Linked DNA regions of Homo sapiens: region 2 is linked to region 1. A link is a loop called in an ENCODE intact Hi-C map of the cell type or tissue named here. Cell type or tissue: HCT116. All regions are shown on one strand. Links, peaks and the distances in the headings refer to the core of each region. The heading gives the core; the rest is flanking DNA.

What was found. A loop is a pair of places that touch in the nucleus more often than their neighbours do. Peaks named below come from ENCODE experiments on the same cell type or tissue, not always from the same donor. Only the 100,000 strongest peaks of a DNase experiment are listed, where the experiment ranks them.
Region 2: it touches region 1 in a loop (7-fold over the local background); 1 of 110 quality-filtered maps calls a loop at or near these places.

The regions. Positions count from the first base shown.
Region 1 is chr5:82,970,829-82,979,116 of GRCh38, reverse strand. It overlaps LOC105379051 (a long non-coding RNA gene), which reads left to right and starts at 3,401. Exons shown (of 3, transcript NR_188290.1): 1 at 3,401-3,773. It also overlaps the pseudogene ST13P12. RefSeq lists a silencer at 2,953-3,247 and an enhancer at 2,654-3,853. In HCT116, for the core only: no CTCF peak of the experiment used is centred there; DNase peaks (open chromatin) are centred at 2,090, 2,646 and 3,146; H3K4me3 peaks cover 3,441 bases; H3K27ac peaks cover 4,000 bases.
Region 2 is chr5:82,352,899-82,361,186 of GRCh38, reverse strand. No RefSeq gene overlaps it. Among named protein-coding and RNA genes, the nearest start is that of RPS23, 79 kb to the right of the region's middle. RefSeq lists enhancers at 3,401-4,600, 7,694-8,288. In HCT116, for the core only: no CTCF peak of the experiment used is centred there; DNase peaks (open chromatin) are centred at 3,756 and 3,926; H3K4me3 peaks cover 1,239 bases; H3K27ac peaks cover 1,902 bases.

The sequences.
Region 1 (8,288 bases), core at 1,566-5,565:
GCATGTACAGTTTCCATTGAGAAGTCTGTTGCCAGATGAATTGTACCTCTTTTGCTATTTGTGTATTTTCCCTTACTGCTTTTAGGATCCTCTCTCTATCTTTGACCTTTGAGAGTTTGATTATTGCATACTTAGGAGTAGTCTTATTTGGGTCAAATCTGTTTAGTGTTCTCTGACTTTCCTGAACCTGGATATTTATATCTTTCTCACATTTTAGAACATCTTCTGTTATTTCTTTGAATAAGTTTTCTACCCCTTGTTCTTGCTCATCTCCCACTTGAATACTAATAATTCTTAAATTTGCTCTTTTGAGGTAATTGTCTGTATCTTGCAGGTGGTCTTTTTTCCTTATCATTCTCTTTTCTCCCCTGTGTATTCTCAAATATACAGGGCCTTTCTTTGGGCTCACTGAGTCTTTCCTCTGCTTGATCCATTCTGCTATTGAGGGCCTCTAATGAATTTTTAATTCAGCAAATATATTTCTGAGTTCCAAGATTTCCGTTTGATTTTTTTGTCAGTTATTTCAATCTCATTGTTAAATTTCTCTGATAAATTTATGTTTTTATTTATAATTTTCTTTCTCATTGGAGGGGAGGGAAAGAAAGCAAGCAGAGGTGGGGGTATGGTTACACTATTTAAGGAAGAGCTGAATACAAAGACAATGAGTCTTTCATAGTCTCAACAACTCCACAATGAATGTGGATTATCTCATTTATAATTCACATTGGATCAAAAAAATTGGTTCCCCTCTGTATATATCAATTTAATTCAAACCTTATTATCTTCAAAATACAAAGATGAATACTGCAAGATAAACTCTTACTGCAATAGGTATTTTCTAAGTAGAAGACCAAACATCAAAGGGAATCCCTCTTTCCAATGTCTTTTGATATGACAAGATTTTGCCAGAGTTGAACTCTAAAACTTAAGTAAGCATTCTCATGGCCAAGTAAGAAACTAGTTGTTTTGGGTATTATCTTACAATTCACGTATGTATTACATATTAAATTAAACTCAGCATGAAATATGATTGTATAATTATGCTGTTAATGATGATAGCAGTGATGATGCTGGTAGAAAAAACCTGTCTTTAGCCCAAGAAAAGTAAGGGAGAAAAATGTAACAAGCAGAAATCAGACAGAGAGTTGGGCATTTTTTGACTAGGAAAGAGAATTTTAAGCATAGAAATATACAAAGAAAAGTACTCCCTTATTTTCCCTATATGGAAATAGTATGAAACATTTATTAGATCTACTGGACAAGAACAGAACTAAGTACTGCAACTGTACCGCAGCATTACAAAAAATTCATCCCTTCACAACAGTGTAAGATTTAAGGGCAGCCTGCCCAAGGATGCATGTTATATAAAACACAACAAGATTGCTACTGCCCTGCCAAGTACTTCCAGTCCCTACCCAGGTCCTAGTGAAATACTGGTGTTCCCAATTAGTTTTATTAAAATAATTCTTTAAAGAAAAGATAAAGCATTTAAAAAGACAAGTCAAAATGCTTCAGGAACGACATATCCAGCACAAACTTTATCCTCAAATGAGTTACGTTTGCTTCGCACTAATAAACTTTTATTTCACTCAAATTAGAGCAATAATCTTCCATACATAAATGTTTTCCCTGCCCAATAATTCAAAAAAAATCCAAAATCATTAGTAAAAAAATATAAGAATTAACAGACCCTTTAAATTTGTTTTAAATATTTTTAAGGTTTAAAAATTGTTTAAAGTTTGTAATTCCTAGTAGGAAAACATTATCTGAATGAATACCCTAATGGCAAACCACTGTAAAATGCCTCAGCTGCATTTAGGGGAGAGGGGTAGGGATTATCTTCAAAGCACCCCAGCTCTCTTGATGAGAAGGTCAGAGGTACACTGCTTTGTATTATTGTGACATCCATAAGGTGATCTAGGTTGTTTTTCCTTCAGCAAGGGCTTTATTCATCAGAAGGGCATTACACTTGACCTCCAAATTTGGCTGACAATTTACTGATAAGATTCATAACCTTTGGGTTGCTCTGGTATTGTGACATATTTGCTGGGTTCTGAGCCACATCCTGGAAGGCCACCATAACCTCTGGACCCTGCATGGCTGCAAGAACCTCTGAATCACTAAGAATTTCATTGAGTCCAGGCATTCTGGCCATTCCAGACATTCCTCAGGGAAAATTACCAGGCATTCCCCCAGGAAAGCCACCTGGAAAAGAGCTATACTGAGCTCCTTAGTGTCATCTGGCTTCTTCCTCCCTCTGGGCTCTCTCATGCTCTTCTTGAGCCTTCTTAACTCTTTCTATTCTTGCTTTGATCTCTCACCCTTCACGTTTTCACTCATACTTTCTCTGATGTTCTGCAATTTTCTGTGCCCTAGGTTGAACTTCTTTCAGCATTGCACTAGCATCTTCATCATAATCCAATTTACAGGCAAAGGCAAGATCATGTGCTGCTTCTTCCCAGTGGCCTAGAAGTATGTGTGCTTTCCCTCACCACTTGTAAGGCTGAGCTGAATCAGGATTTATTTCAATGGCTCTGTCACAGTCTCAGATAGCAGCGTTTGGCTCCTGTAATTTGACAAAGACACTTGCCCTCTTGGCATACAAAATGGCCAAGCAAGGATTCAGCCTGATGGCATCTGTGAATAAGTCAATGGCTTTCTGCAGTTCACCATCACTTAGGGCTTCAATAGCAGCCACTTTCTTATCATTTGCCTGATTCATCATCTCCTCTGTTATCTCTGCATTTTAATCTCCCAGTTCTTGAGGGGCATCAGTGTCTGGTTCAATCACACCTTCATTATCAATAACTAGATCACTTTCCTCACTTGATGGCGTTAGATATGAGTTCTAAATTTCTCTTCAAAGAATCAATATGTCAGTATGTTCGATTCTTTGCCTTCTACTTTTAAACTTAACTTCCTCATAAAGCAACCTTTTTCAATCACCTGCTCCACTCTGACTCATTCCGATTACCTGCTCCACCCTGACTCATTCTGATCACCTGCCCCACCATGACTCATTCCAATTACCTGCTCCACCCTGACTCATTCCAATTACCTGCCTGCCTTGGCTCATTCTGATCACCTGCCCCACCCTGACTCATTATGATCACCTTCCCCAACCTGACTCATTCTGATCACTTGCCCCATCCTGACTCACTCCAATTACCTGCTCCACCCTGACACGTTCCGGTTACCTGCTCCTGCCTGACTTCTCCTCCACTCTGACTTATTCCATAACCATTTTTCCCGCTAAACCACTCACCACATCACTCTCTTTAAATTAGCCAATCGGAATTAGTTTAGCCTGTGCAGTCTAACCCTAGCCAATAGGGGAACGACACAGCAGCAGGGGCCACGTGCATCAGGAATAAGAACCCCTTTCCCACCCAGGTGTGTTCTCGCTATTGTTCCATCTGCAACTGAGCACCTTTTCTGCAGAAAGTAAAGACAGCCTTGCTAAGAGATCATTTGTCTCCAAGCTGACTTTTCTTTGCAGCACCGATTATCTATTTCTAACAATTTTGGGGGCTCGTCCAGGATTACAGTCTCCTCTAGGGTGGGTCTCCAGTCCTCTCTTGTGAGAAGGCATGCCCCACTACCTCGTTTTTGGCAGCCTCAGGGGTGAGGAACCGAGATCCACCCAGTGTGATGAATAAACTGGGACTCTCAGCAACGTGGAAAGAAACTGGCTAGCAACGTAGGGTAAAGGATCCTCACATACTGCGGTAATGACTCTGCACAGACCAAGGAAGGAGAAACCATGGGAGCTGGTAAAGTACTTCCTTGGTGGTCAAATTCTGGAGGGCCAAATGTGTGTGTGTGTGCGTGAATGATCACAAACAACCCTTCTTATGGTATTGTTCATGTGGATGGTGACAAGTCCTACTGCTGGAGTGAGTGGGTCCTCTCCACGGTTCTGTGGCTACCTCATATGGCTTAGGGCAGATCCTGCTGTGGGATTTATACCGGCATACCAATGCTAAGAGGGGTCTAATTCTTCCTTGGGGGAGCAGCCAGAGAGGACAACATGAGTGGGAAGTGTGCAAAGGACCGTCAGATGGGGAAAGGGAGGAAACAGGTCAACCTTCCAGGGCAGCAAGGCAAGACATCCCTGGTTTGAGGGGTTGAGACTTCCAGGACAGGCAAGGCAAGGCACCCCTGGTTTGAGTGGTTGAGACTTCCACAAATTTCAGGGGGTTGAACCTTACACAAACCTCTGGTAGTTAGAAAAATATTCAGAACTCCCCTTTCCTTTCTTCTTGTGGGGAAGAAAGAGTAGCTCCACTCCTGCTGGTCCCTCCCCTAGGGGAAGGGGAAGGAGAGGGGGGAACAGCAGCATAAGCAGCTGGCAGAGGCAGGGAAAGACCAGCAGAGAGGAAAGAGAAACTTGGAGAGGAAGTCAGAGAGAAAGAGACAGAGAGTCAAAGAGAGAGAGAGAGAGATAGAAGTAGTAAAGAGAAAACAGTGTACCCTATTCCTTTAAGTGCCAGGATAAATTAAAAACCTATAATTGATAGTTGAAGGTCTTCTCCTTGACCCTATAACATTCCAATACCACCTTGTTGTCAGTGTAAACAAGGGTGTAGCCTGAAAGCACTGAGGCCACTGACAACCCGTAGCCTTTCCTAATCAAAAATCCTTAACCCTGTAACCTGTGGATAGCCCAAATGCATTTAATCTGTAGTGGCGACTGCTTTGTTAACAGAAGAAAGTAGAAAAATAACTTTTAGAGGAAACTTCATTGTGAGCACACCTCATCAGGTTGGAACTATCCTAAGTCAAAAAAAAAAAAAAAAAAAGCAAAAATGTAGCATACTGACTCAAGAACCTTAAAGTATGAGGCTATTCTGTTAGAAAAAGATGATTTAACATTAAACACTGAAAATTCCCTTAACCCAGCAGGCTTCCTAACAGGGGATCTAAATCTTAATTGATTACCATACAAAGGTCCAACCAGACCTAGGAGGAACTCCCTTCAGGACAGGACAATAGATGGTTCCTCCCGGGTGATTGAGGGAAAAAGACACAATGGGTATTCAGTAAGTGATAAGGAAACTCTTGTAGAAGCAGAGTTAGGAAAATTGCCTAATAGTTGGTCTGCTCAAACGTGTGAGCTGTTTGCATTCAGCCAAGCCTTAAAATACTTACAGAATCAGGAAGGAGCTATCTATACCAATTCTAAGTTAATATGGACTGAACGAAGTCTTACTAATAGCAAAGAATAATTGAAATCCCAAACTTACAAAGTTTTCAACAAAAGTAAAATTTGCTAAAAGTTAACAGTGTAACATGTATTATCCTAACTTCTAATTTTGTGGCCTAAGGCAGCCTAGTCCACAGACATGAAGGAAGTTCACTTTGGAAAAGAATGGTTATCTTTGAAAACAAAAAATGGGGGAGAATTTATGTAAAAAGAATATTATATGGTAAATTCTTGTCCTAAAACAAATTAACTGGTTGTTTAAAGAAAGGGATGTTTGCAACAAGTCAAAAAGTTGAGGCACATTGAAGAATTGTCTGTGAAAGTCGTGAAAAAAAGTTATAAAAGGGAAATGTTGTATAATTTAAAAGTAATTAGGCCTCCTGAATGTAAAACTATTGAAGAAACAGTTTATGTGCAAGGTGTGTAAGGAAAGTAAAATGTATTTTTGGTAAAAGGATTACAAGGAGGCATAAGAATATGGATTTTTACCTACATTAAAAGGTTAAAAAAATATTTTATTGGCCGGGCGCGGTGGCTCACGCCTGTAATCCCAGCACTTTGGGAGGCTGAGGTGGGCAGATCACGAGGTCAGTAGATTGAGACCATCCTGGCTAACATGGTGCAACCCCATCTCTACTAAAAATACAAAAAATTAGCTGGGTGTGGTGGCGGGCACCTATAGTCCCAGCTACTCGGGAGGCTGAGGCAGGAGAATGGCGTGAACCCGGGAGGTCGACGTTGCAGTGAGCCGAGATAGCGCCACTGCACTCCGGCCTGGGCAAAAGAGCGAGACTCCATCTCAAAAAAAAAAAAAAAAATTTGTTTTAAAGGTTTAAGCAAGTTTTGAAATGTTAATTGTAAAGGAAATTCTGTGTGTAAACATATTGGCTAAAGTTAAAGGGGTATCCAGTTTTTCTGTGAACGGGACATTAAAATAAAAGCACAACAGATTTTTCTTAAAGCACTAACCTGCTCTTTAACAAAAATTATAAATGGTTAAAAAGAGTCTATAAAAATCTTACCTTATGGTCAGACATTAAAATTGGATAAATATGTCTATAAGGTTTCATTAAAATTAAGTTTAACATTAATAACACTAATATAAAGGTGAAATTTAGTTCATCTGGTATAAAATCATACAGGAAGCATTGTTAAATATAAAATGGTGTTTGGCTTTCTTTGGTCTAAAAACTAATAAAAATAGGTGCTAAAGAAAATTTCTCAGGCTGGGCACAGTGTCTCATGCCTGTAATCCCAGCACTTTGGGAGGCTGAGGCAGGCAGATCACGAGGTCAGGAGATCAAGACCATCCTGGCTAACATGGTGAAACCCCGTCTCTACTAAAAATACAAAAAATTAGTCGGGCGTGGTGGCGGGCGCCTGTAGTCCCAGCTACTCGGGAGGCTGAGGCAGGAGAATGGCGTGAACCCGGGAGGCAGAGCTTGCAGTGAGCCGAAATCATGCCATTGCACTCCAGACTCCAGCCTGCGTGACAGAGCAAGACTCCTTCTGAAAAAAAAAGAAAAAAAAGAAAATTTCTCAGCAAGAAGGCACCAAGGACTATAAAGTCCACTGCTGATGTCCCCACATTTAAAACAAAAGATCAATTTCTTAGAAATTATTTACTTGGGTTAACCTCCACTTTCTCCTCCCTTAAAACAAGAGGTCTTTCAGCAGAGGCGCCGCCTTTGGAGTTTCCAGTACATCAGCATCGGCCTGGGGATCACGTTCTCATCAAAGGGTGGAAAGAAGGGAAACTTGAGCCAGCCTGGGAAGGACCCTGCATTGTGCTGCTAACCACCGAGATTGCTGTTTGTACAGCAGAAAAGGATGGACACATCACACCCTAGTCAAGCAAGTGCCATTATCATCAGAATCATGGGTCATTGTTCCTGGACAATCCTCTACCAAATTAAACCTAAAAAAAGCTTAGTCCATCTATCTTTTCCTTTCCTTTCCTTACCCAGTGCTTATATCCATTACTATTCCTACCACTAGCAACTCTTACCCCACTTTAGAGCACTTCTATGGTTTAGGAGCAGAAGTCACTGGAAAGGATCCTATAGGCTTCTTCAAGGTATGCTTTGTTCTCCCTCCTCCACCTCCTATGGCTGCCCCTTTCCCAAACCTATGAAATCAAACTATGACTCGCCTCATGCCAAGTGACAAAAGCAAGGTCTCAGTAGTAGAAATAGGAGACCTAAGGCAAACCATAGCCATTGAAACAGGGTATAAAGATGTAAATGCCTGGTTAAAATGGATTAAATGTTCTGTCCACATGTTAAACAAAGGCAATTGTTATGCTTGTGTGCACTGCAGGCCAGAGGCCCAGATTGTCCCCTTTCTACTAGGGCGGTCCTCCAGTCGACCGGGCGTGGGCTGCATGGCAGCTCTCTTACAGGATTCTACAGCCTGCGGTAACAAGTTGTGCCAAGTTCTCTCTCTGCTATATCCCAAATTTCAACACCCTGCAGGTCAGCCCCCGAGGGCCATCCAGCTTCCATCTCCCAACACAAAGTTCACTAAGTGTCTCAGACTGAGAGACAGGACTAGCTGGATTTCCTAGGCTGACTAAGAATCCCTAAGCCTAGCTGAGAAGGTGACCACATCCACTTTTAAACACGGGGCTTGCAACTGAGCTTACACCTGACCAATCAGAGAGCTCACTAAAATGCTGATTAGGCAAAAACAGGAGGTAAAGAAACAGCCAATCATCTATTGCCTGAGAGCACAGCGGGAAGAACAAGGATCAGGCCATAAACCCAGGCATTCTAGCAGGCAACGGCAATCCCCTTTGGGTCCCCTCCTTGTATGGGAGCTCTGTTTTCACTCTATTAAATCTTGCAACTGCACTCTTCTGGTCCTTGTTTGTTATGGCTCTAGCTGAGCTTTCGCTCGCTGTCCACCACTGCTGTTTTGCCAGTGTTGCAGACCCGCTGCTGACTTCCATCCCTCCGGATCCAGCAGGGTGTCTGCTGTGCTCCTGATCCAGCAAGGCGCCCATTGCCGCTCCCGATCGGGCTAAAGGCTTGCTATTTTTCCTGCATGGCTAAGTGCCTGGGTTTGTCCTAATCAAGCTGAA
Region 2 (8,288 bases), core at 2,383-6,382, 620 kb after region 1:
TTCATAAATGCCACCAACCACAACACATCACCAAGGGACAACACAAAGGAAGCACTGCTGTGTAACAACTTGGTGGCTGAAGTCTTGGAGGCCAAACAGGCTCAGAAGCTTCAAGGCAAAGCAGCCGTCCTCAGCCTCTCAAAAATCTATGCGATCACAGAGACAAATGCTGAGACACCCAACAGGAAGATGAAAATTAAACTGAAGAGACCCATGACCAAATTGCACCCAAGCATCCAAATGTTGGTGGTGCTAGCCCTGAAACAGCGGGCTCCCAGGACTCAGAGAACAAGTTATCCATCTCCGCTCTCAAACTCTCTAGCCCTTATAGAACCATAGGCTCTCAGACTTCACCTGGATGAGAAACCACAGCTCTCCCAAAGCCTCATCATTTCAGGGTGAGAGATGCTGACAGATAAACAAATTATCAAATGACAAAGTGAGTTTAGCCTTTGTGCACTGGAAGTAATGGCTGGAAATGTTCATTACCAATTCCACAAAGACAGGCAAACATTCACACTGAGAGAGAGAGACAGAGAGAGAGATAGAGAAAGAGTGAGACAGAGAGAGAATGAGTAAGTCTATGGTTTCCCTTTCTCCACTGTATGCCCAGTGAAATTGTCCCTGGTATTTAAGAAAGCCAGGACAGAATGAAAACCTAAGAAAAAAAAAGGAATTGAGGTAAAGACCGGCGTGACAATGAAAGTAATGAAGGTGGAAGTCTTTTACAAGCACTTGTGAATCTGAAGCAAGAAGTAGCTTCTTTTCTTGGGTTTTATCCTTCTAGTGGCCGTCCTAATAGGGAAAAGCTAAAGCCAGTCACTTTTGGTGCCTGTATCAACCTTGTAAGACACACTAAATTCTCTCTGTAATGCATAACTGTCAGCCTCTCTCACTCATCTGGAGTGATTTTTCCAATTAAGCGTGACAGGCATTTCACTCAAGCCCCCTATTCTAACTCGGAGGCTGGGTCCTGAAGAATGAGACTTCAGTGGCTGCTGACACTTCTTTTGTCACACAATCCTCTCTAGACAAACAATATTGACTACAAATTTGTCAGGACTTTCTATGGCCATCAATCATGCCTGCCCTTTTGCCTACTTGTGCACTCCTGTATTTCCCCTCACTCCCATGCTTAAAACAAGACAAAATTAAACTCAAAAGTGCAACCCTCAAAGTTAGAATCAGCATAAATCCTGGAGTACCTGCAATTTGAATATTCATTTGGCACAACTAATGTACTCCTTACTCTAGAAATTAAAAGCTTTAAAATGATGTACTGCCTCAGAGAAATGGGCGCCAGAGTTTCATGTCAGAATGCTTTGGTGTTTGTTGTTTTTTGTGTTTGTGTGTGTGTGTATATGTGTGTGTTTTCATTCTTACATGAGTTCTCAGAAAGTACAGGCAGACAAAGGTCCAACTCGCAGGTCTCAAACTGCAATGCCTTCAAGGCTCATAGAGCAGAGATGGGGGCAGAGTTAAAAGCATTTGTTGCTGTAGAAATCGTTATTTATTATTAAGAAATAGGGGTGTAGAATGTCTTTTTCTTTTGGCAGAAGCCGAGGCCCTGAATCCTGCCTGTATGAATGACATGTAAGCTGTGGGCCTGTGATTCTTTTTTCTGTTCGTTTTTCTTCAGTTTGGCTTCATCTCAAGAAAAAAAAAAAAAAAAGTACACATCTTCCCCTACGAGAGAAAGGATGACTTACAGTACTGAGTGTGTGTGTGTGTGTGTATGTGTGTGTGTGTGTTGCCCTGAAGTAATGCCAGCATCCAGAACTGCAACCTTACCTTTTCAATCCTTAAGAACCAGAGACATAGTTGCTCCTGCTCAGCAAAGGCTACAGCCAGTTCCAAGAGCTCCATTAGGACTTGCATTAGGACCAGGCCACCACCACAGTGAGCTCCAAGGTGGGCTGGTCCACGTCTTGTGATCAAAATGACTGATACTAGCACCAGAGTGTCCATCATTATAGTTTCTTCTTTTGCTTCTTCAATGAGAAGGAATGGGGATTTTCAATTAAAGTTTTAAAATATCTTCTTTCTTCAAGGTCTTATCAGCCAACTTGTAAATTGTCTTTCAGCTCAGAGGACAGAAATTCATGGAAATAGGATGTAGGCATCCCTTTTATTTGTCTCCTCCTGCACCTCTGCCACTTGCAGGCACAAACTGTCCTCAAATGATGAAATATCAGCTATTTCCCAGCATCTTTGGGAGGTGCATATACTATTGCAATGCTGTGTTTGCAAGTTCATTATAATAAAAGTGAAATTCAAAATGAGTACATGTAAAGCAGAAATTCAGAGCCCCTCTAGTTAACACAGTCATTAATTTACCTTTCTTCTTTTTCTTGATTTATGAAACTGCTAGTTGCAAACTGATGTCAATTCAGAGCAGGAGCCAGGGTGGACAATGGATCTCAGCATCTGACTCTTTTGGAGCAGCTGTCTGAACCACAAGGAAAAATAATCAGGCCTGAAGCCAGTGGGAGAATCATCATAACAGACAATACAACCCATTTGTTTAATGAAGAAAGAGTTAGGCAACCTACTAGAAACCACAGGCCTGATCTACATTTTTCAAACTTACGACCATGTCTAGAAAAGTTGCTTAACTCTTCTGTGCTCCATTCTTCCAATGCTCAGAGCTCCATGAGACTCACCTGGAGCTCCCATGTGACTCGATGCCTGCTCCACCTCTCCACACCTGCACAACTATCAAAATAACCAGCAAGGAAAGCTTTATTTAAAAAATGAAGATTCCTTGCCTTCACCCCAGGTCACATCCAGGCCTATGAAATGGGAAATCTGCCTGATGGGGCATTTTAACCAGGAGAATCTAAATGAGCAACCGAATTTAGAAATCACTAGGCGGGAACAGAAAGAGCAAACGCACAATCCAAGAACCACTTCTCCTACCCCTTTGTCCATGACAGACATTAATAATCAACATGAGCACTCTTTCCCTCAGAACGCAGCCAAAGCTCAGGAGGTCCAGGCAGCCACTCCCAGTCAATGAGAGTGGCTGGCTCACAAATTGAAACCTTTCTGCCATCCCTGAGTGAGAACCCAGCAGTCCACCAGTACTGTGTGTTCAGTCGCACATTTCACCCAGCATCTAGAACAGCTCAACGTATAATCCTTTTAGGTTTACAAAATCTTTTCAAACACCTGATCTTCTTTGAGCATCCCAGAAACCTTGTGAAGTTAAAAGGGTATGTATTATTATACCCACTTGACAGATTAAGAAACTGGGGGTCACATTAGTTCTTAATCTTGCCCAGGGTCAGATCGCTGATGAAGAGTAAGGACAGAAAATCCACCCAGATCTCCTGTCTCCTAGACCAGCATTCTTCCTTCTGTAACAAGCTGGGCATGGAGTATTGAGGGCAACATTACCACCTGAGCTTAGCAAAAAACAGACCATACAGCAAACAGTACAGAAGGGGAAGGTGGGCCAAAGAGGTTTAGTAAATTGACCAAGGTCACAAAGCCTTAAAACCAGCAAGCAAGAACCCCAAGCAGGTCTGTCTGATGAATCTCTGTTCTGTGCTCTTCCTGTTTAGATGGTGTGTCCTCCCAGATCAGCACAGACTAGGAAAGGGCCTTTCCTCTCCTCTCCCTGAGTTCACTCTGACACACCCTGCTCGTCTGGCCCTCCTCCCAGACTATTTCCCTTGTTTCCGCTGGTGTCATCCTCTCAGCCACACTCACCTCTCCACCACCCACCCCCCTTTTTGACCCTGCAACTTCCTTCCAAATGCAGGAGGAAACCGCCCAGCTTACTCACAAGGGCCCCAGCCAACAGACTGCAGATAAGACAAGCACCTTGGCAGCGAGACGTGAATATAAAATTGCAAACAGCTTTTGAAGTTACAGATCCGTAATCTTCTAAGCCAAAGAAGAGGGGTTCGCCTCTTCCCCCCGTCATCTGAATCAACACTCCAAAGGACTGAACTGAGTCCAGCCAGCTTCGGATGTGATCTCACAAGCCCGCCTGCCACACATGCATTTCCAGCCTGTCGCCTGAGCAAAACCCCCACGAGGCTTGTCACCACTTAACACAGGGGACATGTTTCTACAGAAATCAAAGCAAAGAGATGTGTTTTGCTGCCCTTTCATGTGGTCAAATACATCCTGACTGACCCGGTTATGCCCTTAGTTGAAGAAACTAAACACTTTCAAGTTTAGAAGGGAAGATGCTCAGGGTTTCTGGAAGACGGGCTGACTCACCTCTACTGCATAGTTGCCTGTAACCTTGGCCAAGTTACTTAATCTTTTTCATCTCAATTTTTCCATCTGTAAAATGGGACTCTACCAATGGCACTTTCCTTTAAGATTCTTGTAATTATTAAAATAGTTGGTTCACATAAAAAATGTAGGGCAATGATACACAGTCAACCATAAATATTTACCATCACTGTCATTTTAAAACAGAAACAAAAGATTTGAGGACGTATCCACATGACCTTTGGAATTTAGATGCATCCCAACAGGTCCCTGTTGTATTTTAGGTTCACAGTAAACAGGTTTTGATGATCAAACCTAAAACTCTGATGTTTCTGTCATTATTATTTTCAATGGAATGATTTGCATAGAATTAACAAAGAATTAACAAAAATTACCAAAATTTCTTTTAGAATTAAGTCAGCATGAGATAACACTGCTTGCTGAGATTATACATACTTCCTTTAAGCTTCTATATAGGATACATTTCTCCAAATTTTCTACAAAAAAGCATGCATTATTTTATCATTGGAAAAATTAAAATAATAGCACATAATAAGATGAAGCACATTATGCCTCGTAATGTATAAACATGGATATCTACAGGAAATGGCAATCAAAGCATAAATGAGTCCACTAAGGTTGCATCATGGCTTTCCCTACTGGCCCAATCGGACATTTTTTTTGGAAAGTTTTAGAGACCTAAGTCTCCACATCCAAATGGAAATGAGCCCCAGATATTACTCATATATTATTGGCAGTACTTTCTGCCCAGAGAATGGCAAAACAAAGAAATTTTTTTGCAAATGGAGGCCACCACCTGGATTTGTGAATGCATGAGCCTCAGCCACACGAGGCCTGTTTAGGGTTGATCTGCCAACTGCACAAAGACACACATACACACACGCACACATGCACAGCCCAAACACTGAGTTTCATTTCCACTGCTTTGTTCCTATGGAGTACTGACAGATATTGGCAGATCCTATTTCACTTTTTTCTCCATGAACTCTGGGTATTTCAGCTTTTTTCTCCCAATTTAAATAGTTAAAAATGTGGCCCAGTAGGGGTACTTTTTCAATGGGTAAAATATTAATTCTTATAAGTCAAAATATGCTAGTGTCCTACAAGCATGCAGAGCAAAGTTTAAAAACTGATGTTAAAAACCCCACTTTGAAGTACATACTCAAAGATCAGGATCTGTAGGGAATCTAATCTGTTCTTAGGCTCTATCAGCTGGGTCATTTGGCATGGGACGAAAGCCCAAGGGACCTCATACGTTGGCTGCTGTTTGGTGGTAAATTCTGAGCTTCTCAGAAGCTGAGACATCTGAGCCAATTCCACATTTGGACACTTCTAATATATTTTTTAAAATGTGTTAAAATACTGCTACAAAAATTATGGTATTTTTCATACATTTATATTTAGCAAATAAATGTTTTTGTCCCAATAATAATTTTAATAACCATATGCACACCATGTTTTGGAGAAAGATTTTAAAGTTCAGCTTTGAGGCCCTTCTTCAATCTGAGGCCCAAGACAAATGGCCCTCTAACCCCACCCCTGTAATGAACCTGAGTAAACTCGAGCAGAAGACAGTATGAGGACCGCATTACTTCAAATGCTGATGTGAACTCAACTCCATCACCCTCCATCCTGGCAACAGTAAAGGAGTGGGAGATCAAAGGCCAGGATGAGGGACTTCAGATCAAGAGCTGCCCAGGACCCATGCAACCCTTGAGCCACATTTTCCAGAACTTGGATAGGCATTTGATGTCCAAAACGAGAAAACATATCCTGAAATAGCTTTCTCTGCTCTTGGAATATCAAGTTGTCAATAGCATTGTTCTGTTCTCCAACTTCCCCCCAACCCCACACCTAGGTTTTGCAATTTTCACCCATAACAAGTTGGTTCTAAGACCTCCAAATTCAAAGCCATCAAAGAAAGATATTGTTCCTCAAAAATTATGATGTATAATACTTGTGTTTCCAAAGCCCCTTTAGGGTGATCAAAAACAGATAATGATAGCAACCTATGTAAATATATGTCAACAGGATGCAAATATGATTCCAGGCTTTGGGCCTTATTGGGCATTCATTTAATGACTACACGGTACCAGGTCCCCTGAAGCATAGAAGCAGAAAAGCAAACCAAAGGCCTCTGGGATTCTAAGTCTTACTAGTAATGAAAGGGAGACGAGGAAAGTGATGCAAGAGCCTTCTGTGAGTGATGTCATGACAACCTCAACATCTCTTCCTCTGTTCAGGGAACATGAAGATGCTAACCTGGCAACTGTCAGTCTTAGCTTCCCACATTCTCCATAATCTGGTCTCACAATGCCTAATACATCTTGCATGTGACAAATGTCCACTGGCCTACATTAGTGCTTTGAAAATAAGTTAAAGCTTGGATTCAGAAAGCCTTTTCATTCTTTTTTAATTCTTGGTGGGTAAGTTTCCTACTTATAGTCTTCATATACGTTCAATTTTTTTTTTTTTTTTTGAGACAGTCTCTCGCTCTGTCACCAGACTGGAGTGCAGTGGCACGATCTCAGCTCACTGCAACCTCCAACTCCCTGGTTCAAGAATCTCTTGAACCAGGCACGCACCACCATGCCCAGCTAATTTTTGTATTTTTAGTAGAGACGGGGTTTCACCATGTTGTCCAGAAGGGTCTCGATCTCTTGACCTCATGATCCACCCGACTCAGCCTCCCAAAGTGCTGGGATTACAGGCGTGAGCCACCGCGCCCGGCCACGTTCAGTTATTTATTAATAGATGGGTCTACAGCAAGCTATATAACAGACATCCAAACATGTCTGTCATGTTGACTTCCCAGTTGTAAGAACATGTTCCCTGTTGTTTCACTTTGTGGTTTGGAGGTTTGAAAAAAAAAAAAGTTTCCAAAAAGAATATCAGAGTAAAGAAAATGCAGAAGGGTAGATAAATGTAATTTAAGAAAGTACAAGCATGATTCTCCAAGGAAAAAGGAGGATCTGGCATCAATTGAAGTCTATGCCCACCTAAAAGTAAAAAGCCAAATGGAGTTGTTCATTATAAATACATGTGTCTTTTTGCATAATGAAGAAATGAAATTTGCTCTCTCCACTCTCTCCATTGAGAGAACTGAATACAAATGCTATTTTGGGTCAGAGATAAAACAAACCCACAGCCCATTGCAGGAAGCCATCCTCAGCAGAAGAGATGGCCTCCTGAGAATACTGGACCCAGGAAGTTGGTGAGCTTTCGCGCCACCTCTCTGCTCAAAAGACAGTTTATTCTCTCCCCCTTGGTAGATACGCACTTCTAAATCTCAGCCACTCACCTAATTTTCTGTCTTGTAAGCAAGGCTTCAAAAGAAGGCTAGGTTACTGAGAGATGTGCACAATCCTTGAAAATTGCAGAAAGAAAGAACATATGCACTTTATAACATTCTCTTCAGTAGGGAATGTTCTGTGTTCCAGTAGTACCAACTTCAGGAGCTCCAGGATATCCACTGTGAAAACACAGGCAACCCTACTGGCCACTGGTCTTCCTTTGACCAGATAAGAGGTCACTCCTTTGGAATGGGTTATACCAGTAGGCTCTAGCCACATTGCCTTACATATACTCTACCCTTCAACCCTGTGGTAAGCACCTTTTAAAAGAGCTAAAAGCAATTAAAAAATATACCAAAGGCATCAAGGTGAATTATCAGACTACTGTCCCCTGATGAAAAATAATAACAACAACAGATGATGGCTTTCAAACAAGCTGAGAAAATGGACTTTATTTTTCTAGAAGTATTTCTTTATTTTTTTCCTAGTCCCAATGCACTTCGTACTTCTCTATTTATCATGCACTTCGTACTTCTCTATTTATCATGCACTTCGTAACTGCCTCAACATATCTGGCCCTTCTATCAACTGACGAACTTCTTGAGAACCCTGCCCTATTCTTCCTATTCATCCTCATATTTATAGAGCCTTCAGTGTAAGAGGAAATTAATAGACTCTCAATAAATGTTTGATGGACAGATAAATGTAGGAAAAATTAATGTACATCAGAGTGCAACAGGAACT